Linked DNA regions of Mus musculus: regions 2 and 3 are each linked to region 1. A link is a loop called in an ENCODE intact Hi-C map of the cell type or tissue named here. Cell type or tissue: heart. All regions are shown on one strand. Each heading gives the region's core, and the rest is flanking DNA. Links, peaks and the distances in the headings are about the cores only.

Evidence for each region. Peaks named below come from ENCODE experiments on the same cell type or tissue, not always from the same donor. Only the 100,000 strongest peaks of a DNase experiment are listed, where the experiment ranks them.
Region 2: a loop joins it to region 1, with 5 times the contacts of the local background. A loop is called at or near these places in 30 of 42 quality-filtered maps.
Region 3: it touches region 1 in a loop (6-fold over the local background); 12 of 42 quality-filtered maps call a loop at or near these places.

Annotation. Positions count from the first base shown.
Region 1 is chr11:11,816,136-11,824,331 of GRCm38, reverse strand. It overlaps Ddc (dopa decarboxylase), which reads left to right. Exons shown (of 15, transcript NM_001190448.1): 12 at 2,039-2,137; 13 at 4,940-5,041. Among named protein-coding and RNA genes, the nearest start is that of Fignl1, 11 kb to the right of the region's middle. In heart, for the core only: no CTCF peak of the experiment used is centred there; DNase peaks (open chromatin) are centred at 3,391 and 3,821; H3K4me3 peaks cover 829 bases; H3K27ac peaks cover 3,753 bases.
Region 2 is chr11:12,285,620-12,293,815 of GRCm38, reverse strand. The region is part of intron 9 of Cobl (cordon-bleu WH2 repeat); the gene reads left to right. Among named protein-coding and RNA genes, the nearest start is that of Gm12002, 25 kb to the left of the region's middle. In heart, for the core only: no CTCF peak of the experiment used is centred there; no DNase peak of the experiment used is centred there; H3K27me3 peaks cover 400 bases.
Region 3 is chr11:12,555,922-12,564,117 of GRCm38, reverse strand. It overlaps the pseudogene Gm19314. Among named protein-coding and RNA genes, the nearest start is that of Cobl, 95 kb to the right of the region's middle. In heart, for the core only: a CTCF peak has its summit at 4,669 (motif pointing right); no DNase peak of the experiment used is centred there.

The sequences.
Region 1 (8,196 bases), core at 1,676-5,675:
CTGTCTCTCTCAGAACACGAAGGGGCCCACTTCATCTGCTGCCTCTCTGACTAAAAAAAAAATCTGACCTGGCTTATTTGCTGGGTGGGGAGGCGGGTGTGCATGGTGAACACAAGACACTATCAAAGCATCTTGTCCGAAGTAGTGTGTCTAAATTCTTGGGGCAGTATGTCAGCCACTGATAATAAGGGGTAGCAGGATTGCCTCTCCTAGACACAGAGTACCCTTCCTTCTTCTGATGACAGCTGCAGGCTGGCAGGTGCAGGTTACCAGGGAATCTTCATCCTATCTTCTCCCAGGCCAGAGTCTCATGGAAGCTTGTGCTATGGGGAAAAGCTAGGACTTGTGCAGCTATGGGTATGGCCAAGAGAACACTCCATTTTCTCCTTTAACTTTGTACAAGCTAGCCCTATTTAGGATCCAAGTTACCTTTTAGAAAGCACAATTTAAGGGATACTATAAGAATAATATTAAAAGTAGTTTGAGGATAAGATCACTTAAAATCTTTTCATCCTGACACTTCTGTGGGCTTTGGATTTGTATTACTCTTGTGGGGGGTACAAATGCCAGACTTTTGAGAGGAAAAGCTCTACGTTAAACAGAGCTTGGCAAGTCTGTCAGCAATTGTCAGCAGACCCTCCATTGTTTTAAGTGAACTTGGCATGAGGTCAGATGTCCCCTTCCCCACAATGGTACTTAAACTGTGCAGAAGCAAAATGGAAAAACAAACAAACAAACAAAAAAACCCCGCACATCCTATGGCCTTATTGTCTCATTCTGATTTTATATACTTGGTAAAAGTTGCAGGACTGCTGCATAATAATTCAGGAAAACCAGAGGCCTTCATAAAGAAACAGTTTAATAATAAGGAATTAAACTAGGGAGTAAAGTCTGATGGCGCACACCCTTAACCCCAGAACTCAGGAGGCAGGGGCAGGAGGTTCTCCTAGCCTACCAACCTAGCCTACTAAGTCCATGCCAGCTGGGGCTACATAATGAGACTGTGCCTCAAACAAAAAGCAATTATACCATAGGCATACAAGTATAGGGGAAACAGCATATATACATTTGGTGTTGTCTCAGATTTCATGATTCAGGGAGGAACGACTGCATTTAAAAATAAACTCTGTGTTCCTAGAAGCAGCACGGAGCTCACTCTTAATTGTAGCTAAAGCTAATTCTTAGTGGGCTCTGTGATGGTAGACAGCGGGCGAGTTTAGGGTGCTTTTCCCAACTGTAGAACACCACCCAGAAGGGAGACTGCGCTTTCTCTCCAGGAGACTGGAGCCTCCGGACTAGATAAGAAGTAAAGAGCTCCCCTCCCCCAGCCCGCCCTTTGTAAGCCCAAGTAAAAGAATTTCAAAGAAAGCCAGGAAGTAGTGCAAGGCCATCCTCCCGACAGGCCTGTGTCTCATGCCTGCCCTTTCCTACGTGCTTTTATTGCATTTCCAACCATCATCCATCACCATCAAGAAGAATGTGAGGAGCCAGTGTGAACAGCCTGTCAGATGACCGTCTGGAAAAGCTAGGAGAAGCAGAGGCAGGCTTCTTTGGTAAAAGGGTATTAGGGGTCACTCCCCAGAGGTCAGTGAGACAAAGGCGCTGATACTGTTTCAGAGTGCAGCTTCAGTGCATCCAGGCAGAGAAAGGCAGACACACAAGGAGTTCAGCACCCTCTCTCTGCCTGGATGACCTCCTGCCCCCTCGGAAGCTGCCTAGGGCAGGACCACATCATTCCTATTTCTTCCTGGAGTGCCTCCTCTGGGGTGTACTCAGCAGACATTTGTGCGTTGAAAATGGTAAACTTCAGTGCCTCTCGTTCAGTGTTTCTTCTGTCCTCATCTCCACAGGATGTGAAGGCAGCTTCTCCCTCTCTTCTCCCCAGCTCACACAACAAGTTGTACGCCTTCCCGGCTGGGAAACGGCCATTCTATAGGAAACTGGCTGCTTCCAGAAGAAACCGGCTGACTGGGAAGCTGAAAAGGAGCCTGGCTGTTTGCACTGTTCTCACTGACGGGTTCTTTATATTTTATTTCAGCACTGGCAGATCCCACTGGGGCGACGATTTCGCTCTTTGAAAATGTGGTTTGTTTTTAGAATGTACGGAGTCAAGGGGCTGCAGGCTTACATCCGAAAGGTGACTGCCTTCTTTGTTTATCTAATGTTCTAACGGTCGGTCGTAGGAAACTCAGAAACGAATTCAGGTGTCTTTGTAAGCAAACACCATCATGCATTGCCTAACAACAGGGATAAGCTCTGAAAAGTACATCATGAGGCCCTTTCATAAACATGAGGGCATCAGAATTTTCATATACAAGCAGAGACAGACAATTTCCTAGAAGGGACAGGCCTTTGGGGACAGAGGAATGGATGTGATAAGTTATTCTCCCCCAGTGAAACGAGTCAATTCAAACCAGGTTTGAATAAAGGCAGGTTTCTTGGGAAGCAGCTCTGGGGCGAGTTCACTGGTCCCAAGGAACGAGGCGCCACGAGGAGCGAGACAGAGGGGAGGGGGAAGAGAAAGCGAGAAAGAGCATGCGCGTTCAGGGAGAGAGAATGCAGAGAGGGGGGAGTGAGGGGGAGCGAGAGGCCAAAATGTCTGGATTACATAGGAAAGAGCTTCTGGGGGAGGGGAGGGGAGGGGAGGGGAGGGGAGGCCCAGCCCGGGGCTGGAAAGTTCAGGCTGGAAAGAGAGTGAGAGCAGCCATGATCTGCTGTTGTCTGAAAGAGCGTTTTTTTTTTTTTTTTTTTTTTTTTTTTCCTTAAGCACAGCGTTGGAATCAGGCAGTAGTTTGGGCCTTTACGATTAAGGCACTCACAAACTGGTTCTATGTATCTTCTAAGACACTTTCATTAGAATATAGGTTATCAGCTCCAGGAAGTTAATTAAAAGCAGTGTGTAAATTTAATGTTTTCCACGTATCCATCCAGCAGTAATTTTGACGGAGCAATACTAGTAATGAGAGCATAATGTTTTTCTCCCCCACTACCGCCAAACAAAATGAAATAAAACAAGCAAGCAAACGAACAACAGCAGCAACAACAACCCAAACCTCCCAAACTAAGAAAACCTTTGAGTTGGTTGGGATAGATACCATCTAGTCCTTTTGTCTCAAGGAGGCTTTCTGGGCAGTATGGAACTTCGGTTCCAATAAGCCACCCAGTCACTATGATGTGCCTTAAAGTAGCTTGAGGAGCCGCTTATTATTCTAAGTCCTACTACCCTACTTTTTTTGTTTGTTTGTTTGTTTCCAGGCTAAGCCCTGAGTATGAGCCAGGACATGTCTACCCATTTAGTCAGATGCAGAGGGCCCAGTGACTTCAGCTGAGTCCTTTCTAAGCCACAACATCATCTTGATGAGGCAAGCATGCCTGTGGTTTCCAGCCTGTGGTGGTGACAGCTTTCCCCTTAAGTCCCACTGCATTACCAGATGTGCAGCTAAAGGCAGGGGCTGAGTGTCTCGGGCCCTCTTCTATGACAGGATGCAGAAAAGCAGTTGTTAGAAGAGTACCCGTGTCTCTTCTAAACTGGCATCTGTCCAGGTCACAAAACTGTTGTAAGGAAATGTATGCAAACATTGAGCAGTGTAAGAAGCTACACAGGGGAAAGAACTAGAAACCTAGAGTGTGTGTAGATTTCTAGATAGTCCCTGATCCAATTGCAAACGGGATAAGGAGGGTGAGTCAACTTGTGTGTAATAAGAAAGAAACCCCAAGTGGTTTATCAGTCAAAGGTGGTGATGACTCTCAGTTCAGGACAGCTCACTGCGATTAGCTTGTGCCAGGTTAAAGACACACCACACCTCTTTCTGGAAAGGCCCCAATCCAGCCTTCACAGGAGACCATAGGAATGGTCAAAGATGGCGTTCCTAGGCTTGAGCTAATTGAAGAGCATTTTAGTCCTGAATCTTTGGTGCCCTCTGGTGGGAAGACTTGAGACAATTGCTTCTGTGGCATCTATGACCAAACAAGCTGTGTGTGCTTCAGCTCCTCTAAAGGATGGGCCTTGTGGAAGGTAGTGCTGGATGCCAGGAGGCTCCAATTAGCTAAGTGTGCCCTTGGAGAGTGAGCAAATGTTCATATGTGGTTTTAATCAGTTTTTGAATTCTTTAAACATCTAGAGATTAAATAAGTTGGTGTATTCAATGCGATCACATAGCGTTTTCTTTTTCCTTTTAATTATTTTATTATTTTGGAGCTAGGGTCTCAGTATGTAGCCTTGGTTGGCCTGGGGCTCAGTATGTCGATCAGGTTGGCCTCAGGCTCAGTATGTCGATCAGGTTGGCCTGGGGCTCAGTATGTCGATCAGGTTGGCCTCAGGCTCATAGAATCTTCCAGGTGCTGTGATTACAGGCACACACCATCACACCAGAGGGGACACAGCTCTTGAATGTGGCAGGTTAGGGTGATTCCTGTCTGTAAGTTGGAATCAGGCTGGGATCACTATCCCATTTACTGCAGAAGTGATACCCCAGTGTACACATCAGATGCAGCTGATGTGAATCTCAGCTGAGCCCAGGTATGACTGAGGCCTACGCTATGACACTTGTTCTTGCAGGGTCTCAGTTTCCTATCTACAAATTAATAAAGCTATCATGAGGAGGTCAAGGTGGCCTTTTTTTCTTTTAGAATCTTCAACTACTTCTTTATAATGTTTATTATAAAATTATAAACGGAAGGGGGTTAAAACATAGATCCATGGACAGAAGAAAATGAGGTTTTTTTTTTTTTTTTTTTTTTTTGAGGAAGCTGGAATCCTTGTGGTATAGGGCAGATGAGTTTCTTCTCAACCTATGTGGGAAATGCTGGTGAGGATGCAGGACATTGCTCAGCGCATGTGAATGACTAATAGATGTGCAGCCCTATAAGGTACTGGGTGGCCAGGGTTAGGCTAAAGTTGTGATGAGAAAGACAGCAAGTTTCCCTTCCCTTTTTCCAGCACGTGGAGCTGTCTCATGAGTTTGAGTCACTGGTACGCCAGGACCCTCGCTTTGAAATTTGCACAGAAGTCATTCTTGGGTTGGTCTGCTTCCGGCTAAAGGTATGTTATGCCAGTGTCAGCCATCTTTGTTTTTGTTGAACACAATAAAGTATTATTCAGGACATCCACAAGCAAAGTTGTGTACCAGTTGCCAAGGGCTACAGAACATGACCTGTGGTGCTAAGCAGGCCGCGCTGGCTGGCTGACTGGCCCAGTAGACTCTCCTCCATGGACTTGCTGCCCAGTTTCCTCTGATGTGATTGGATGCTTTCCTCTTGACCCAATGCCAAGAGTCCATCCAATACCTCTGGAACTGTAATCCTCTGCTGAGTTGCCTGTGGCCTCAGTAACCAGGTCACCTGTGGACACACAACATCAGCACATCTGGGAACCGGGTTGATAAACAAACCCCACTGTCCTAGTCATCTGGCTATATATACCTCCACAAGATTCCTGTGCAGAGCGGGTACCTGAGTTCTGTGTTCTCCTTGGGAGGGAAGCCTGCCCAGATCGGCACGGGAGTAAGCTATCTTTGCAGAGACTTACACAACCATGTTACTCAAAAGGCCCTGCTCATCACTGTCTTATAAACGAAACCAGATGCTCTGGCCGTTACTAAGATGGCTTTTAATAGGCCAACAGTTTTATGTTTTGTTTTCTTCCTCCTCGCCTTCCTCTCCTCCTTTTTACAGTACTGAGATGGAACCCAGAGCTTCACAGATTCAGGACAAGTTCACACTATGCCATAATACCAGAACCTGCCTCCTTTTTCTCCCCTTTTAAAAACTAAGAGAAAAGGGCTCCAAGATATTACCCAGGCTGACCTGAAACTTGCAATCCTCCCAAGTAGTTGGGTCTGCAGACACATGCCACTACACTTGACTGGAAGTTTCTGAATCAGTTCAAAAGGTCTTCAGGAGACCTCCTTGTTCAAGCTTAGACAACAGTCATGAGAAGGAGCAATCTGGGATACATCATTTTCATGCTGTTGCACTCCCTGTACCACCTCCTTCCCTCATCTTGATTCTTAAAGGTTTGAGATAAGATCTAAGTTTGGGAGATTCTAGAAGGATCAATCACAAGCGTTATGGCGTGAGTGCTAGAGAGGAGCCCCATGCTTTCTGCAAGCATGAAATGTAATGTCTAAGGAAGATGTATAGAATGACCAAGAAAGTGGGCCATAGGTAGCTTGTGTGGGATGCCTCAAGTATATGTCTCTGGAGTTCGGTGTGTGGAGCATGGGATATGACAGGGCTACCAACATTGGCATTGGTACTGTGTTGACTTCTTTGTCCTCCAAGTATTTGTTTTCATTGCAGTGGGCTGCTGCAGTAAGATATTTTCAGTTTTGTAGGATGCTTATATTTTAATTTTAATGGTTTTATTGAGATATAATTCATGTTGGCCTTTAGCTTATACATTTGAGTGATTTCTGGTTGTGAGGTCATCACCATAATATAATTTTAGGACCTCTTTGTCTTCCTTAAAGACCTCTGCATAATATCGCCTTTGTGATTGTCAGCTTCACTCTTGATGTGATGTTGTAGTGAAGGCTAAGATATTGGTGGATTTGTATCATTTAGGATTATTCCAAATACACTTGGCCTCAGATTTTGCTCCTTCTCACATGCATGGTAGTGTGCACAGCCGTCACACACAGAACCCTCCAGACTCTTTGGCTAAGAAACTTTTCCTTCTGTGAAACTTTGTTACCTCCTTGCCACGATTGTGCCTTTTTTATTAAGGAAGCATGTTAGCCAAACACCATTTCTTTTTTTTTTTGCCTGTATAACTATATTGTGTGATTTGCCACCTTGTCCTTGTCTTTTCCAATTTGATGAGTTCAAGAAGCATATACTGTGGCTGCTTACTTATTAAGACAGAATCTCATGTAGCCCAGGCTACTCTCAAACTGGCTATATTAGCCTAAGACTATCTTGAACAGATTTTTTCATCTTCATTCTCAAAAGGTGAGGGTACAGGTATGCACCACTCTGCTGACTTAAAGTAGCATCCATTATACAAAATTCATTTTTGTGGCATTGGGGATTAAAACTAGGGTCTCACGGGTGCTAGGCAACTGCTCTACCACAAAGCTATACTTTCTGGCCCTTGTGGCCCATTATTAGACATAAAGTATGAGGCATTACAATGGCATAGTTACTCCTTCTTCCCTGGCCAGGCTCCTTTTATCTTACTTATCTTACTTTTGCCTTTAAGAAAAAGTATTTAGAGCTGGGCGTGGTTGCGCACGCTTTTAATCCCAGCACTCGGGAGGCAGAGGCAGGCAGATTTCTGAGTTCGAGGCCAGCCTGGTCTACAAAGTGAGTTCTAGGGCAGCCAGGGCTGTACAGAGAAACCCTGTCTTGAAAAAAGGAAAGAAAATGTATTTAGGGCTGGAAAGATGGCTCAGTGGTTAAGAACACTGTCTGCTCTCCCAGAGGTCCTGAGTTCAATTCCCAGAAACCACATGGTGGGTCATAACAATCTGTAATGGGCATCCAATGCCCTCTTCTAGTGTGTCTGAAGACAGAGACAGTGTACCCACATACATGAGATAAATAAATAAATAAATCTTTTTAAAAACGCATTGGATCTCATTATAGATAGTTGAGAGCCACCATGTGGTTGCTGGGAATTGAACTCAGGACCTCTGAGAGAATAGTCAGTGCTCTTAACTGCTGAGCCATCTCTCTAGCCCTACTTTTGCCTCTTCATTATTGCATCTCTGATCATTTCTGTTTGCTTTCTGGTCCTGCTTCTTGGAAGTGCTTTCTAACCTAAAGCAATTGAAAATAGCACACAACTTTCCCCTAAATAACTGGCTTTTGTTTTTTGTGTTATATGAATTTCAAGTGTGTGCTCTCATATGTGTGTGTGTGTGTGTGTGTGTGTGTGTGTTTATCATCCTTCCTTGAATAGGACCTTATTGTCCAGTCACAGCATCTATACCAACAATATGAATAGCCTGTAGTTCTCTCACGTATAGTGAGAGAAAAGATTTTCTTAGATGTCACACTCAGACCTGAAGCTAGAAGCATGTGAATCTGTCCAAGGCCAAGAGCAGTTCTCAATATCCAGCAGGTGTTCAGCTGTCATGGTCCAGGCAGAGGTAACACTTTCCTTTCCATGTATCCTCCTACCTCTCGACCCTTAAAATCCAGAATAGTGGTCTAGCCTAGCAAGGGTCTTATGATTAGGGAGTGAAGCCTGAA
Region 2 (8,196 bases), core at 2,637-6,636, 470 kb before region 1:
TCAAAATATTTCTATGTGCAAGCTAACATTTCCCATAACCAAACAAACTTTTTGCATTAGAGGTAGGATTATAGCCTTTAAAAAACAAGGATGAAGGTAAAGGCCTTCCACACAAGAATGCAAGGTTCATTTAAACATCACAATCAATTAGAAACTGTTAAGGTCCTAGAGTTCATCTAGTATAGAGTGTTTGCTGCTGGTCTTCTCTTTGAAGGTGTATGTGTGTGCGCATACTGTTGTATAATTCAGACTCAAGGGCTGTGGATCAGGGAAATAGTTCAAAATAATATTTACCTCATTAGTCGCAATGCCTAAACAACAAGCAAACTTCAAACATTTCACTGAAAACCAAGGCCTAACTAGTGCAAGTGTGAGGCTCAGGAAGCCTCTTTGGAATGAGGTCATCTTTCTCTTCATTGGCTGGATGGAGTCAGTACTTGCTGACGGAGTGGTCCCCTTTACATCGTCACTTCTATGTATATTCCAATTTTAAGACACTCAAGTAACGTCTAGCCTTTTGTCTTCTTCTTCTTCTTAAGGAAATAGTTCCTTTTATCATAATGCACGAAGCTGCATAACCATCAGAAGACAGTGTCTGCCAATAATCTCCAGTAAAGAACAGAAGAAAGGAAAGAGGAAAAGGACACAGAAAGAGGAAGAGCTTTCAGGATTATGAACATTGGATAGTTGTAAATTGAGTGAAAGGAGAAATGTGAGAGAAAAATAACCCAAACCTGAGTCCAGATGGAAGAATTGATGTGCACCACACATTCTTCTTGGGCCTGGAATAGACTAGAATTCAAGAACTCCTGCATCTTCTGGTGGGATATAGGAGGAAGTGGCCTAGGAGAAGGTAAAATATCCCCTGCCTCACACAAAGCTGAAAACAGGAGAAGGTCAAGCTGACTCCACCAGAGTGCGTGGCAGGGATACATATACACGCACATGCACATGCACACACACACATGCACGCACATGCACACACGGTGTGATTATAATTACATGGCCTTGCTGCTCAATAATGTTTCCTGTGTAAAAGTTTGGTTTAACTCAGAATGCTATTCCCTGCTGGAGCATATGAGAAGCCTTCCACACAGACCTATGTCCCTCCAGGCAAACTGAGCAGCAGGTGCCCCTCTGCTCAAAATGGAAGCCTTCTGGTCTCCTTGACCCTGACATTCATATTGGCACCTAGGACTCTTGGAGGTGCTGCCTTTCCACTTAGAGAATTAAAGGGAGAGTAATTGTGTCTTACAGTCAGGCTCCTCGCTGTCTGACCAGAGGTGGACAGAGGTGTAAAATTAAGTATATGCTATTAATAGAAGCTTCTGTTTGCGCAGGAGAATGGGTGGTTCTTGGTAGCAATAAAGAGCCTTTGTTTTCATGGCCAGTTTCTCTTTTTGCTATGTGCTGCCTGAACTCTGAAGCACCTCATTGACAGCCTCTCTTTCCAACATTTTTTTTCTTCTCCTCAGTTTTTTTTTTAAATAAGCAAACTTAATTTATGCCACAGTGTCTCAAACGTTTCTTTCTGTGATTCATAGCCATTTTTACTCTGCAAATATGCATATTTTGTGGACAAATAACACATTATTCACATATCTATATATACCACTGTATGTCAGTGTTATATATAAATCCAGTTAGGATTCTAGCAAAACATAGTTTCTAGTGACACTGTAAGTTAAATGAGAGGTAAAACACCATTCTAGGAGTTAACTAGGAGATTATTGAATTGTAGTTGTTGAAATTAATGTCCCTTATAATGAAGTTGCCTTGATCTAGGGAGAAGGAAAACTGGATAGGGCATGTATTCCATGTAGTCATCTAGATATATATATATATATATATATATATGAAAATGCAGATGTGTAAATATGCACACAAGAAGGTGACCTCTGTCCCCCTATCCGTTTCCAGAGGAAATGTGAGACTATTCTTAGTGTTGTTTTCTCCTGTCAGGGAGCCATAAATGTGTTGCTCATACATTTGTTAACCGTCCTCTTTGCTATCCTAACCCCACCTGACAGCCAACTGACAGGGCCAGCTTCAACCAGTCTCCTTCTGGGGAGTTGGCAGCGTGGGTGCCAGGGCAGAATCTTTCCAGGCTCCAGTGAGAAGTAATGCCCACCAACCCACATTCTTTGCAAGCTTGGTGGTCCCTAAGGGGCTGGTTTATTTAAGGCATCTTTGGAAAACAAGTGGTTTTGGCTGCATAAATACAACCACCAGGGGGAGCTCTGGTTATCCTGTTAGTGTACTGCTCTGCAGAATGGAAACAAAGATACAAAACATAAACCCCAGGGCTTTGCTTTTGTGCCGGTCACACAGAACAAGCAGGCTCGGTGACTACAGTCTTAAAGCTGGTCCCTCTCTAGTCGCACAAAGAATGAAATAAAGCCAAAAGAATCAACCGATTTGCCTGAAATCACACAGTTATGGGAAGGCCTGTACTCAGCTTAGTAGATTCTCCATCTGCTGCTGCTGAGGTGACTAGTATGTGGTCACATTATGACTGTGAGCTTATGTGTGTGTGTGTGTGTGTGTGTGTGTGTGTGTGCTACTATATCTTTGTATCATTTATACATATACACATGCATAATTTAGAAACACACTGATGCACACTGTAAACATATGTGGAGGCATACACAACACATATGAGTATCCATGTCATATACATTCATTGCCATGCATTCATCACTGTTGTGGGCACACTATGTCCATATGTACATTCGTAACACGTATACATTCATGCATGCAGACATAAGTGCACCGTGTGTGTGCACATCTCAGTGTATAAGCTGGCACAGTATATGATATTATTACCTTGTGCCTGCCAGTTTGCCTCACTCAAGATATTCATGAGTCTATGTTTGGCTTTGTAAGAAGAACTGTGAATCTGTCCATTTAGTTTTCCCAGGAATCGTTGTTGGCCTCTTTTATTGTCTGTCTTAGGTAACTATGACCAGATACCTAAGAAAACACCACTTAATGGAGGGAGAGTTTCTTTTGGAGCACATTTTGAGGTATCAGGGCATGTTAGCAGGAGCATGAGGCACTGGTCACGTTGCATCTTAGTTAAGAAGCAAAGAGTGAACAAGAGGTCGAGCCAGCTATGAAACATGAAGGCTCCACCCCTGATGACCAACATCCTCCAGCAAGGCTCTACCTCCTAAAGTTCCATAACCTTTAAAAGAAGCACTACCATTTGGAGAAAATGTATTGAAATGCATGGACATATGGAATACATTGTATATCAAACCACCATGATTCCTAATTTGCCACAAGAAGGAGGTCTGAAAATTGAGGAGAGCATGATCAAACCATCATTAAAATGGAGAGTTACCTATCTTTGGACAGGTCAGAATCTCATGCTATCATATTAATATGTTCCGGCTTCCTCCTTTATCATTAACTTTATACTTATTTCTGCATCCATTGGATGTTTGAAGCCTGTGGAGCACGTGACAACTAGAAGGTGGTACATAGTGGGTCTGCAAGAAGGACTCAGCTGGAGACGGACAGGGTTTTGTACTCCATGGATTCACTACTCATAGGGTAAAGGCATGAGGTAAAAAAAAAAGCTACTGGGGGCCCCCATTTTTATAGGTTAATTCTTCAATCTTTATCAGAGCCCTAACAAGTCAGAGCTATTGTTAACATCCTCAGTTTACAAATAAGAAAACTTTGGCACAGAGTAACTTGTCTGAGGCCAAAGACAAGTTCATCCCTATGCCTAGACTTGTTCCTTGCCAGTCATGTCCCACGCACTTAGCTTGTATTCTATTTCCTGCCTTCATTATGCCTGCCAGTGTATGGGCCGGTGTTGTGCATTGTCTCTGGCTTCCCCTTTTTACCTCTGAAAACTGCCCATATACCAACAAAAGGAGAACGCAGAGGATGGCAGCCCTTACCATTTGAGGTATACAGCCAGTGGTCTGGTCATATTTGAAGCTCATGGACTGGGTCCACAGCCACCAGTTGATATGTGTGTTAAAACTCTATCCAACAGCAAGTGCAGAGATTTAGCCAAATCACCATGCTTACATACTTCCCAGACATGGACAGTTCTCAAGACTAGACTTAGACTCTTCTCCTCAGCCACACCATACAAGAGTCCCCTGCCTTGCTGGGGCTGTTATTACATATCAGCAGCTCAAACAAGCCATGCCCTCTCTGCCAGCTCTGAAGGTTAAAAGTCTGTGATCGTGATGTCAATAGGTTAGTTCTTTCCAATGCTCGCTCATTGTTTGGCTCATGGATGACATTTCCTCCACTGCCTGCATAGGTCTTCCTTCTATTTTGGGGATCTAATCGCTTCATCTTTTAAGAATACAAGTCATATTGTCTCATGCAAAGAGGCCTGCCTATGGCCTGACTTACTCATTTACTACTGTAAAGCCCTTTTACACAAAATGTTTCATTCTGAATTTGCTGTGGTTCTATGTTTTTTTTAGAACAAATCTTGGACCATGATTGCTGTCATCATCTCGTGGTTGCTAAGGAGATAGTAGAGACAACAGAGTACGATGCACCCATGCATAATCATGGGACAATACTAGAACCTGACTCTAGGGACTTGGCCTTTTTCAAGCTACTAACTCTGCTGACTTTCTCCACTTACCATGACCCTGTCTCTGAAGAAGCCACTTTCCTGTGGGCATTCCTGTGCTTACCCTAACTGACTTTCATTCTGCTCACAGTATCTAGAGTAGCTGCAGTTCTGAACGCACTGACTTCCCCACTGACTAGCAGAGAAAACCTGTCCGTCGCAGGAGCTGCTTCCAGGGATGGTCAGTAACTGTGACAGCCTGCACCATGCTGAAACCAGAAGCCCCTCTAGCTCATGCTGTCCCTTTTCTGACGTGTACGCCTTAGCCTCCACTGGGGTCTTTCAAGCATTTGTGAATACATGTGCACCTATGTGCTGTTGTTGCTGCTGCATGCACACGTGTGAACACACATACACACATGATTGAAGCCTACTTTGTATCTTAGTTGCATTTGAATTTTGGGATTTATAGATCATTCATAGTCAGCTCAACATGTTTTCCTGTTTATTCTGTTTATTTGCAGAGCATTGTAAAGATGCTTCATATTTATGGACTTCCGAATGTTTTCTGAAATCAGTTACTCATACTCCTCTCGTGTAATGAATTCTATCCATCTTAAAGGTTGTCATGTTGTCACCAGTTTTTCCCAGCTAACAGGACTTCTGAGGAAACCAAGCCAAGATATTAACCATTAGCTACAGATTGTGTTGCCGACTTCCCAGGCAAAAGGGCCCTTGAGACTCTGCTCCAGGGCCTGGCGGCCTCTGTGTTTTGCTTAGACTTGTTTTTGCTTGACCTATGCAAGGCATCTTAAATTGTTTGTATAAACTGCTGAATCAGTTAGTAGCTCTTAATTATAACTTAAAAAAATAACATAAAATGTGCAACATTAGATATTTTTGAGGACATGATTCTGTGGTTGTTGGGGTATTTACATGACTGCACAGCAGACTTCCAGGGCTTTGCCATCTTCCAAGTCTCACTCTGTATCCATTAACTCCAGTTTTGCCCTTTTCCTCAACTTGCCAATCACACTCCCATCTCCTGTTTTACAATAATCTGATGCTCTAGGTATCTCATATAGATGGAATCACACCACATTTGTCTTCCTGGGACTGACTCATTGCCCTCAGCATAATGGCCTCGGGAATCATTCTTACGGTAGCACACAGCAGACTTGCTTTCCTTATAAAGACTCAATAGCTTCCATTGTTTGTGTATACCATATTATCTTTCTCCATTTATCCATATACAGATATATTTGTTTATACTTCTTATCAGGAATAATGCCAGAGGGAACATAGATGTACAAATATCTCTTCAGAGTCATGCTTTCTATCATTTGTCATTACCAATCCAGAAATGGGCTACTGAAATGCTACTTGGTATGCCTTTTGTCTTGGCCTGTTCCAAGAACTGTCACTCTAAAGTTAGAACTAGCTCACTCAATCCAAAGTAAGTCTCATGTGAGTTCTAGAGTCAATCATGGTGACTGAGCCACGCATCTAGAATGCAATGACCAGAAACAAGTAACAGCAAGGGGAGTGAGAGCTGTTTGGGTCACTAAGATCCTTGTGCTAGGAAACTAGGTTGTTCTCCACATAGGAGAGAAACACTTCTGAGCAACCCCAACCTTGAAGTCCTTCAGGATAGGCAAGACTCAAGCTGCTTGGGACCAGCTCTTAACTCTGTTATTACATAATCTCGGGCAATTTAATTGTTCTCTTCTGCAATTTCTATGAAAAGCAAAACTGTCCTTGAGAATTATACAAGCAAATAAATATATAAACATTTAGAGTGATAACCAACGTGAAACAAATCAAAATTAGTATGAAAGTGGCTACAATTCAAAATGTAAGAAAGTATACATTAAAACCTAGATGTGTGTGTGTGTGTGTGTGTGTGTGTGTGTGTGTGTGTGTGTTCTTATAATAAAAAGAGAGAAGGCAACATCAGTTTGTCCTGTGAAGGTGTTATGGGGTACAGTAGTACCTCTATGCCTTGTAAGTGGCTGATGATACTCTGGATATCTTCGACATCCAATCAGACCACTCCTGTCACTCAGCCTGTCTCTCACTGAAGTCCCAAGGTCTCTTTCAATTTCATTCTCAAATTTTCAAAAACTAGAAAGATTAAGCAACTTAAGTCCTCATTGTAAATAACAACAAAACAAAACCAGAAGAAAATTTTTGATCATGTTATGAAATAAACCAAAATAAAACCTCATTCTCTACTTCATACCCCTTCCTGAGAAATGCAAGGCTAAATTGCTATTTTTCTTTTCTTAAAATATTGTCATTGCATGGCTCCTTTGACAGAGATCTTAAAATGTGTCTTTAGCTGCTCTTGAAAATGAATGTCCTGCACCTGTTGAACTTCCACCATTTCCCAGGGACCCTCTGGTGCTCTACCACTTCCCCTGAACTGTGACAGTGAATTCTGTATTGCATGTCTTTGTCAGATAGGACTGATGAGTTTGACTTCTGTACACACTTTTCTTTATCCTTCAGAGAATTCTCAGCTGTCTCAATGCTAATGAGCAAGCACTCATCTTTCCATACAACAACAAAACACAGGAATGAATTAGCCCTGGCTTCCCCTGGGAGCACTGCAGAGAGTGTTGAGTTGAAATGCCTGGAGTGGACACTTCTTGCCACTTCAGAGACACAAGCTTATCTTCAGACCAGCTCAGTGCTGATCAAAAAGTCTGAAACTTAGGCCTGAGCTCTACTGCTACACTGACTTTCAGTATCTGGTGAGGGTACAGGATCCTCAAGCTACAGAGAGGCAGTTGAGCCCTAAAGCATATTTCCTTGGCTGTGACTCCTGTACTTCTCATAGGACGGGTAAAAGAAGCATGAAGGGAGGGAAAGAGAGAAGCCCTTCCAAATATCCATGCTGGATATTCAGTTACACCCTGGGAAAGCCGATTTTGGAGAAATTACACCATTGCTAATTGCATAATTAATTTTCTGAACAACTTCAGAGTATGAGAAGAATAATAGTTTTTTAATGAAATGTGGATATGTTAATCCTGCCTACTGTTTGGGTCTAATGTTTGATGCAATTACCCCTCAGTAGTCACAGAGAACTCTGGATGTCTAGGTCACCTACATGAAGTGGTGTAGTATTTCCATGTAACCTACATAATCCTCACATATATCATTTACATTATCTCTAGATTACTTATACTACTGAATATAATATAAATGGTTGTGTTGTTTAAAGGAAATGACAAGAAAACAGTCAATACATGTTTATTAGAGACACAATGCTTTACTTGTGGGACTTATAGATGCATAGAGATATATCTGTGTGTGTTTTACAGTCATGTATCTCAAGAGAAACTGTATTAAAGTAGAGACTGGTTCATGTGACTAGAGAACAGAAAGCCCTACCATCTGCCATCTGTAGGCTACAGCCTCAGAATACCAGAAAGGCGAGTCAGTTTTAGTGTAAGATTCCTCAAGCCAGAGGTTCTGCTGTCCAAAGGTGATGAGATGCCCCCAGGCAAACAAAGCATTTTGTTGTCTTCTGACCCTGGGCAGATTGGATGCTTCATTCTGTGAAGCCTGACCTCCAGAAGGCATGTCTTTTTCTTATAATCTATACTAATTAACATGCTAATGTCTCCACAGCAGCC
Region 3 (8,196 bases), core at 2,637-6,636, 740 kb before region 1:
GACCCGTTTTTTGGCACATCAGTTGATTGACTATCAGGTGGGGGAAGAATTCTGCCCTTTATATCCCTCACAGAGCGACACTGGTCAGCTCTATGATAACCCTTGCCACACTTAGAGCAAAGAGTGAGAGTCCCTCCCTGTTTATCTGGAGCTCTGCAATCTTTCTTAAAATGCCCAGGCTTTCCGCAATTAAAACATGTCCTCTGATCATTTCTGCCCATGGAGCGGTTCTGAGATTGAAGGATGGCGGCCGCTAAGCCTGCATTGGTGAGAGGTCCCCCAAGCTCTCGACAGACCCTGAGCCAGTCTTGTAAGCCTTTGTTCTTTCTTGGGGCTATGGCCGCTCGGCACTCCTTTGTGGCTTGCTCATAGATTAGCTGTTCTATCAGAGGCGCAGCTTGCTCTGACTCTCCAAAAATACGCTCTGCTGCCTCTGTCATTCTGGCCACAAAATCTGAGAAGGATTCCTGAGGTCCCTGGATTATCTTTGTTAACTGCCCAGTGGTTTCACCTGCTCGAGAGAGCGCCTTCCAGGCCCTAATAGCCGTGGAAGAAATCTGGGCATAAGCTCCCCAATGGTAGTTTGTCTGATCAGCAGAATAAGCTCCCTGACCCGTTAACAAGTCAAAAGTCCAATCTCTCTGCTCTGGAGTCAAAGCAGCTGCGTTTGCTCGGGCCTGCGCTTGTGCAGCTTCGTGCCAAAGCGCTCTCCATTCCATATATTTGCCCATACTAGGGAGAGCGGCTTTTACAACCGTTTGCCAGTCGGCAGGAGTTAGTGCCATGCCGGCAAGCCTGTCTAACTGCACCAAGGTAAAATTAGCATTGGTTCCATATTTACGGACCGACTCGGCAAGCTCTTTAATTTGTAAGTATTCTACCGGAGCGTGGACACGCCCACCCTCGGCTCCTTCAAAGACTGGAAATGCCTGTTGTATTTTCCTTTGTTCCTCTCTGGGAATGAATGAGTCTGCGCACTGCCTCTCTGCGCATTGTCTCTCTGCGCACTGCCTCTCTGCGCATCTCTCTGCGCATTGCCTCTCTGCGCATTGCTGACGCACTACGCAGGGCGGGGACTCCGCATAGGGCGGACCTTGAAGCCGACTGCCCTGAGGCCAATCAGCAAACTGGCCTTCGCCAGCCGCTTTTGGCTTCCTTAACTGATTAGCTAGCACTTTACCTGGCTGGTACCCTTTTTTCTCATAATGAGCTGCTTCTTCCTCCCAGTCTGTTTCCTCAGAGGAGAATTCTTCATCTGCTTCAGAGCTACTAAGAGCTGGCTTCCCGAGCCCATCCAGCGATGAGCACAGGCTCCTTTTCCTAGAGACCTCCGCTAATTGATCTTTCTTCTTTTCCCTTTTTCCTCTTTTTCTTCTAATCTCTCTCCAGGTATTCCTACCTAACCTTAACTTTTCCTCGGGTTCAAGACCCTTGGAAAGGCCTGTATACTTATTTTGTGTACCATATTTCCTCTTTGTTCCTACTCTCTCTCCCCGCTTTACTTCTGATAGCTTGTCCTGAATTTCCTCTAGAATTTTCAGCCCTATCTTAATCACTTGATAACATGTGAAAAGGAACAAAAGGGCTCCTAACACCAGAAAAAATTCAAGGCCAAACATATTCCACTTTACTTCTGATAGACTGTCTTGAATTTCCTTAGAAAGTTCAAGATCAGACTTACCTCGTAAAGCTGTACTCACTGGTACTCTCGTTCCCCAGCTGAAAAGTTCTGAATTCATACAGTTGAATCCTTCTTAACAGTCTGCTTTACGGGAACCTTTATTACCGCGACCCGCAGTTCTGGTTCTGGAATGAGGGATCTTCCTTGCGCCAGTCCCGAGTTTTTTCTCGTCCCGGAATTCGGCACCAATTGTTATTAGACGCGTTCTCACGCCCGGCCAGGAAAGACGCAACAAACCAGAATCTTCTGCAGCAAAGCTTTATTGCTTACATCTTCAGGAGCCAGAGTGCAAGAAGCAAGAGAGAGAGAAAACGAAACCTCGTCCCTTTTTTAGGAGAGTTATATTTCGCCTAGGACGTGTCACTCCCTGATTGGCTGCAGCCCATCGGCCGAGTTGACGTCACGGGGAAGGCAGAGCACATGGAGTGGAGAACCACCCTCGGCATATGCGCAGATTATTTGTTTACCACTTAGAACACAGCTGTCAGCGCCATCTTGTAACGGCGAATGTGGGCGCGGCTCCCAACACATTCAGAAGAGGTTTTTTTTTTTTTCATTTGTGGGATCAGTCTGCTGATTCCTCCCCTTCACTAGTCCAGCAGCAAAGAGAGGCCCTATCTGCCATCACTATTTCAGTCCTCCCTGGCCTTGGCACTGTGGGTGCGGGGACTGGCATCTCCTCATATGTTCTCTCCAAATCTAGGTACCAAGAACTCAGTGTCACCATTGACAGGGACGTCCACGTCTCCAGCAAGGCATTGACGACCTCTCTGATTCCCTCTCCTCCTTAGCTGAAGTCGTCCTCCAAACCGCACAGGACTTGATTTACTCTTTTTACAGCAGGGAGGGCTGCGTGCAGCTCTTAGGGAAGAATGCTGCTTTTACATAGACAAGACAGGGGTGGTCAAAGAGAGCATGAGAAAAGTCAGAGAACGCTAGCGAAAAGACAGAATGAGAGAAAGAGGGTCGGTATAAAAATTGGTTTTCAACCTCTTTGTGGTTGTCAACCCTACTTCTAATTGGTTGGTTTTGCTTATTTCTTTTGGTCCCTGGGCCCTTAACAGACTTACCAACTGTGTGAAAAGTCAGATGGATGATTTGGCAGCAAAACCTATCCAGGTGTATTATCATACGTTAGCTATGGAGGTCCAAGAGACTCGAGACGAGGCTGATATCCCATCCAGGGTGTTCCCAAAACCCATCTCCAACCTAAGAAAGGGTACTTCTGCTCTTAGGACAGAAGTAGAGAGCAAGAACCAGGTAGAGAGGGGCCACCCAGAACCCCCTCTGACTGGTGAACTAAATTCTTGCTCTGGTTGCGAGGCAAAGCACTGCAAGGGAATACAAAGCAAAAACTAAAACAACAAAACAAAAACAAAAAACAAAACAAAAAAAAAATTTCTGAGTTCCCTGAGGGACAAGCCTGACTGCATAGAGGTTGATGTTCAAACTATCCCCTCTGCAGGAAAAAGGCATCAGGATGTGTATGGCCCTCATGCCTCACTGGACAACACCAGGAGGACCAGAGCCATTACAAGGTCCCGTTTAGGCATTGAAGGTCATGTCTCTATCCCTCCTTGGCAAAGATTAAAATAGCCATGGTCCTTCTATACAAAGAAAATGGGGGAGATGTTGGGAGCAAGCTTATTTGAACATTAACTGTCTTGTCAGCCATAAGTGCTTACTGGCACAAAGTGTTGGCCTCTGTGGGAAAGTACTAGCATAGTTAAGAACAAATAGCTATAGATCTTGAGAACAGGTGCCTAGCAATCCCCAGCTGAGAACAAATAGCTATAGATCTTGTGGACAGGTGCCTGGTAATCCATTCTGTTCCGTTCTTCCTGCTGAACTTTTTACCCAGCCAATATCCTGTTCTTGGGAACAGGTGCATTCCTTCAAAAACAAAGCAATCCCCTCCACCACCACCCCCTTACCCCATGTCCTGCTTCTATGAGTATATAACCTGTGTGGGAACAATAAACATTTGTCTGCTTGATCAGACCTCTTCACTTGCTGTCCATTCTTTGAGTCTCTTGTCCCTGCATTCTCTTCCAGGTGCCCCACAGTCCCTGTCAACCATCCCGCTGGTCGGGACACTGGGGGGGGGGGGGGGTACTGGGAGAGGGACTGCAATTGGGATGTAAAGTGAATAAATAAACAAATTAGTATTCAGCTGGGAAATCTTTTTCTGACATTTTACTCACATGTTGAAAAATTGGAAACAGTTTTCTATGTATTTACCATCTCACTTCTGCAGTTATTACTTGCTATACAGAATTTGAAACAACACACATGTATCTACTGTACCCACCCACTGATCAACCTGTGTTATTTTTAAGTGCTCAAACATAAGTTGTTCTCTACATGATATTTTACTTTGGAAATAAAACTCACAAGTTCTGAAAAACTGTGTGTGTGTGTGGGTGGGTGTGGATGGGTGTGTGGGTGTGTGGGTGTGGGTGGGTTTGTATGCACATGTGTGTGCAGGTTGAGGTCAGAGCTCGTTCCTTGTAAGCTATCCACCTTGTTTTTTAGGCTGGCTCGCCATCAATTCCAATTGCCCCACCCGTCTCTTCTTCCCCAGCACCAGGACTCTAGGCTCACAGCCGTAGCTCGTGTTCCATTAACTGAAGGCTCTCACTCATTAACCAACAAGATTATACCCAGATGAGTACCATCTCCATTAGCTGTTTCTGCTGGGTTCCTAAGAAGTGTCACACCTACAAGATGACAAATGCAATCCCACATACAAATCAGGACTCTTATGGGATAATATATCAATCTGTCTTCTTTATTTTTCTTTTCTTAAGACTCATAGATGTTATGATATACAAAAAGAAGTTTCATTACAGCATTTTCATATATGCATCTAAAGTATTTTAATACTATGCACTCTCATTACCATTCCCCATCCCCCTCTACACTCAGTGATTCTCTTCTTTGTACTGTGTTCTTTTCAAACCATTTTTGTGTGGGCAATGAAGAGTTTGACCACTAGATGGCAGGAGGAACTCATTGTTTCATATCCGCTTCAGCACATATGCTCAGTGCATTTGTTCACAAATCTTGGACATCTGATTAAAAACATAGCTGCAAACAGCAATCAAGTGCAGCTATACTGATGACTAGAATTTATGCATAGCAAAACTAATAAGCAACTGAACAAATCCACAGGGGAGGCTAATTAATAGATGAGAGATTCTTGAGCCCATGTCTGTGTGCCTGTTCTAGGTCTCTGAGCAGCTTTGGATAGTGTTACAGGGTGTGCTGTAAATGATGTTGCCTGTGGGGACTGATGGTGGGGGCTGACTAGAGTCAGATGGTAATTGCTAAGTGTTCAGAGAAAGGATTTTTCACAGCTGCTAAAAGAAAATAACAAAACTGACAGGGAAAATCTAGCTTGCTCTCTCCATCTCCACTCTCTAAAATTATGGTTTAAATTCACAAGGAAATAGACAAAGAGTGAAAGCTTGCATCTGGACTGAACCATCATAAATAGCATTATCCACAAACAAAAATTATTGAAGTATTCAGAAATTAGGGGCAGGTACAGGGAGCTAACTCACAAGTTGTGGCACTGCTAATACGGTTTGCAATATAGGAAAAGTTACACTAGTATTAGCTAGTGATGACAGCACCAACTGAACAAGAACAGTTTGCAGAAGCCAGAAAAAAAATATTTTCAGGATTAAAAACATGTATTCTAGTTTGTTTGCAAAAGCAACTTGGGAAGAAAGGCTCTCTTTTGTCTACAGGGACATCATCAATGGAAGGAACCCCAGGAAAGAGCACGAAGCAAAAAACATAAAGGACCTCTACTTGTTGGATTACTCCCAGGCTAATTTTTTAAGTATACACCTCAGACCCAACTGCCTATGAATGGGACCACTCATAGTGGGCAGCCCTCCTACTTCAATTAGCAGTCAGAAAAATGCTCCCACAGACGTTCTTGAAGCCCAAACTGGTAGAGGCAATTCTTCAACTGAAGTTCTTTCCTCTCTGGTGTGTCAAATTGCCAACCAAGATTAGTCATGCAATCGTGTGACAAACTTCTTTTCCTATATTGCATTTCCTCTCACTGAATCATTCAATTTCAAGGGTCCAAGAATGGCGAGATCAAGTCAGTGCATTTTAGACCGACTTTGAAATTTGCACCGTTTGTGGCAAGTACCAGGATTTCCGTGTGAAGAAAGGTTTATCTCGGGAGGTGCTGAGGTAAATATTAAATAACAACAGCTCGTGGTAGCCAAGTGCATTCTGAAACGCCAGGTTTTGAATCACGTCTGCCAATTAGCTGCTCAACAGCTCCAGTAAAAGCAAGAGAAATAAAGACTTTTAAAGTTCCAGCATTTGTTGGGGCTCCTCTATTGAGCTCTTCCCTACCTCACAGTCCACACAAAGCCTCTATCTACTCTAAGGCCCTGGAAAAGGTGTTCCTGGCTTCCCCGGTAGATATCTGTGCGTATTTTTCTTAGAAATTAAATGCACTTGAGTAAAAAGGTAAAAACTATTTTAAAGTAATAACAAAATTAGCAATAGATTATAGAAATGGCAGAAGCATGGAGTACACTAATGACAGGAAGTTGAAAAACAACCTCCCAAAAGAAGCACTTTTTAGCCCCCACTGGCTGCTTCGAAAAGCCATCTTTGCGTTGTTCCCAGGTCGTGCTCCGTGCTCACTGCAGCCACCTTTGCCTCCTCCAACGCTGGACTCCAGCAGCTTTCTTGCCGGAGTCCTCGAACTCGACTAAAATTCCTCACTCGCTGCATTGGACCACCAGCGTTCCCCACCATGTCAGACGCGGCAATGGACACCAGCTCTGAGATCACCACAAGGAGGAGGAGGAGAAGAAAGAAGAAGAAAGAAGAAGAAGAAGAAGAAGAAGAAGAAGAAGAAGAAGAAGAAGAAGAAGAAGAAGAAGAAGAAGAAGAAGAAGAAGAAGAAGAAGAAGAAAGAAGGAAGTTGTGGAGGAGACAGTGAATGGAAGAGATGCACCTGCATCTCAAAATGAGGGAAGTGGGGAGCAGGAGCCTGACAATGAGGTAGATGAAGAAGAGGGATAAGGTCGGAGGAAGAGGAGAAGGAGGAAGGTGACAGTGAGGAAAAGGATGGAGATGAAGATGAGGAAGCTGAGGCTCCTACGGACAAGCAGGTAGCTGAGGTGATGAAGATGATGGTGTCGACAGCAAGAAGCAAAAGACTGACGAGGATGGCTAGACAGCAAAAGGAAAAGCTAGCCGTACGCACTGTGACCCATTTACCCTCCACTTCCTGTCTCAGAATTTAAACGGTGTCACCTTCGAGTAGAGAACCAGGTCTTACCCGCCCACAGCGGGCAGTGTCACCCACAGATGACATGCACTCTCCACAACCGCACCAAAAACACAACATGAATTGGCAACATGGAAGGAAAAAAAGAACCAGAGCTTCACAGGCCCTGCTTTTTTTCTTAAATATAAGTTAAAAGGAAATTTTGTTTGTATTTTTTAGTTACATTTTATATTTTTATTCAATTTGTTAGAGGTCAGCCATTTTTAATAATGGGTGACCAAACCAGCATTCATAGCGCTTTCTGTCCTACTTCAGACTTGTTCATTATAATCTCAAAGAAGAAGAAAAAAACTTGTAAAAAAATCATATTATGAGCACCCCAGTAAATTTGTGTGTGTGTGTGTGTGTGTGTGTATGTGTGTGTGTATGTACGTAGCAGTACTATAAGTAGTTGGTTTATACCAGATGGTTAAAAAGGCCAAAGATAGAAAGATATGTTTCTTTTTTTTTTTTTTTGTCTATGAAGTTGCTATTTATTTTATTTTTTATTTTTTGGCATGATTGATGTATGTGTGAAACAATGTCCAACAATAAACTGGAATTTTTTTTTTGAAAACAAGAAGCACTTTTAAAAATGGCATGGTCAATGTTTTAAGGAAATGAATAAATAATTACAACACAAACTATGGTCATCATTTTAAGGCCATGTTTTTATTTATTTCCTTTTTCTCTCTCTCTCTTCCTCTAGAAGCACACATGCAGACAGATTATTTTACAAAGTCCATCCCGTGGTGGAGCATTACATATTGGTGTCATCTTTTTCAAGCTCTGATTAAAAATTAAGTCAATTGAAACTAATCCCGGGGCAGGGATGTAGCTCCATTAGCAGAGTACTTGCCTAGCAAGCAAGAAGTCTTGGGCTTGTCCCCTGGTACCTATAAACCAGAGCCAGCATGTTTTGTTGTCTCAGCAACTGGAAGGTAGAGGTAGGAGGACTGAGAGTTCAAAGCCATCCTCCACTATAAAGAAGTAAAAGCCAATACGGGAAGCATGATATTTTGTCAACTAAATTAATAAATAAATATACAAACAAACAAATACTCATTCCTCTGCTTAAATGTTCTCTTTAACCCTAAGCTATGTCAGTGTAACTTGGTGTATTAATCATTTCAGATGGAGCCCCAGTAAGAGTTAAGATGACCTTGACATATGCAATGACAGTGACTATGGATGTGAGAAGCCC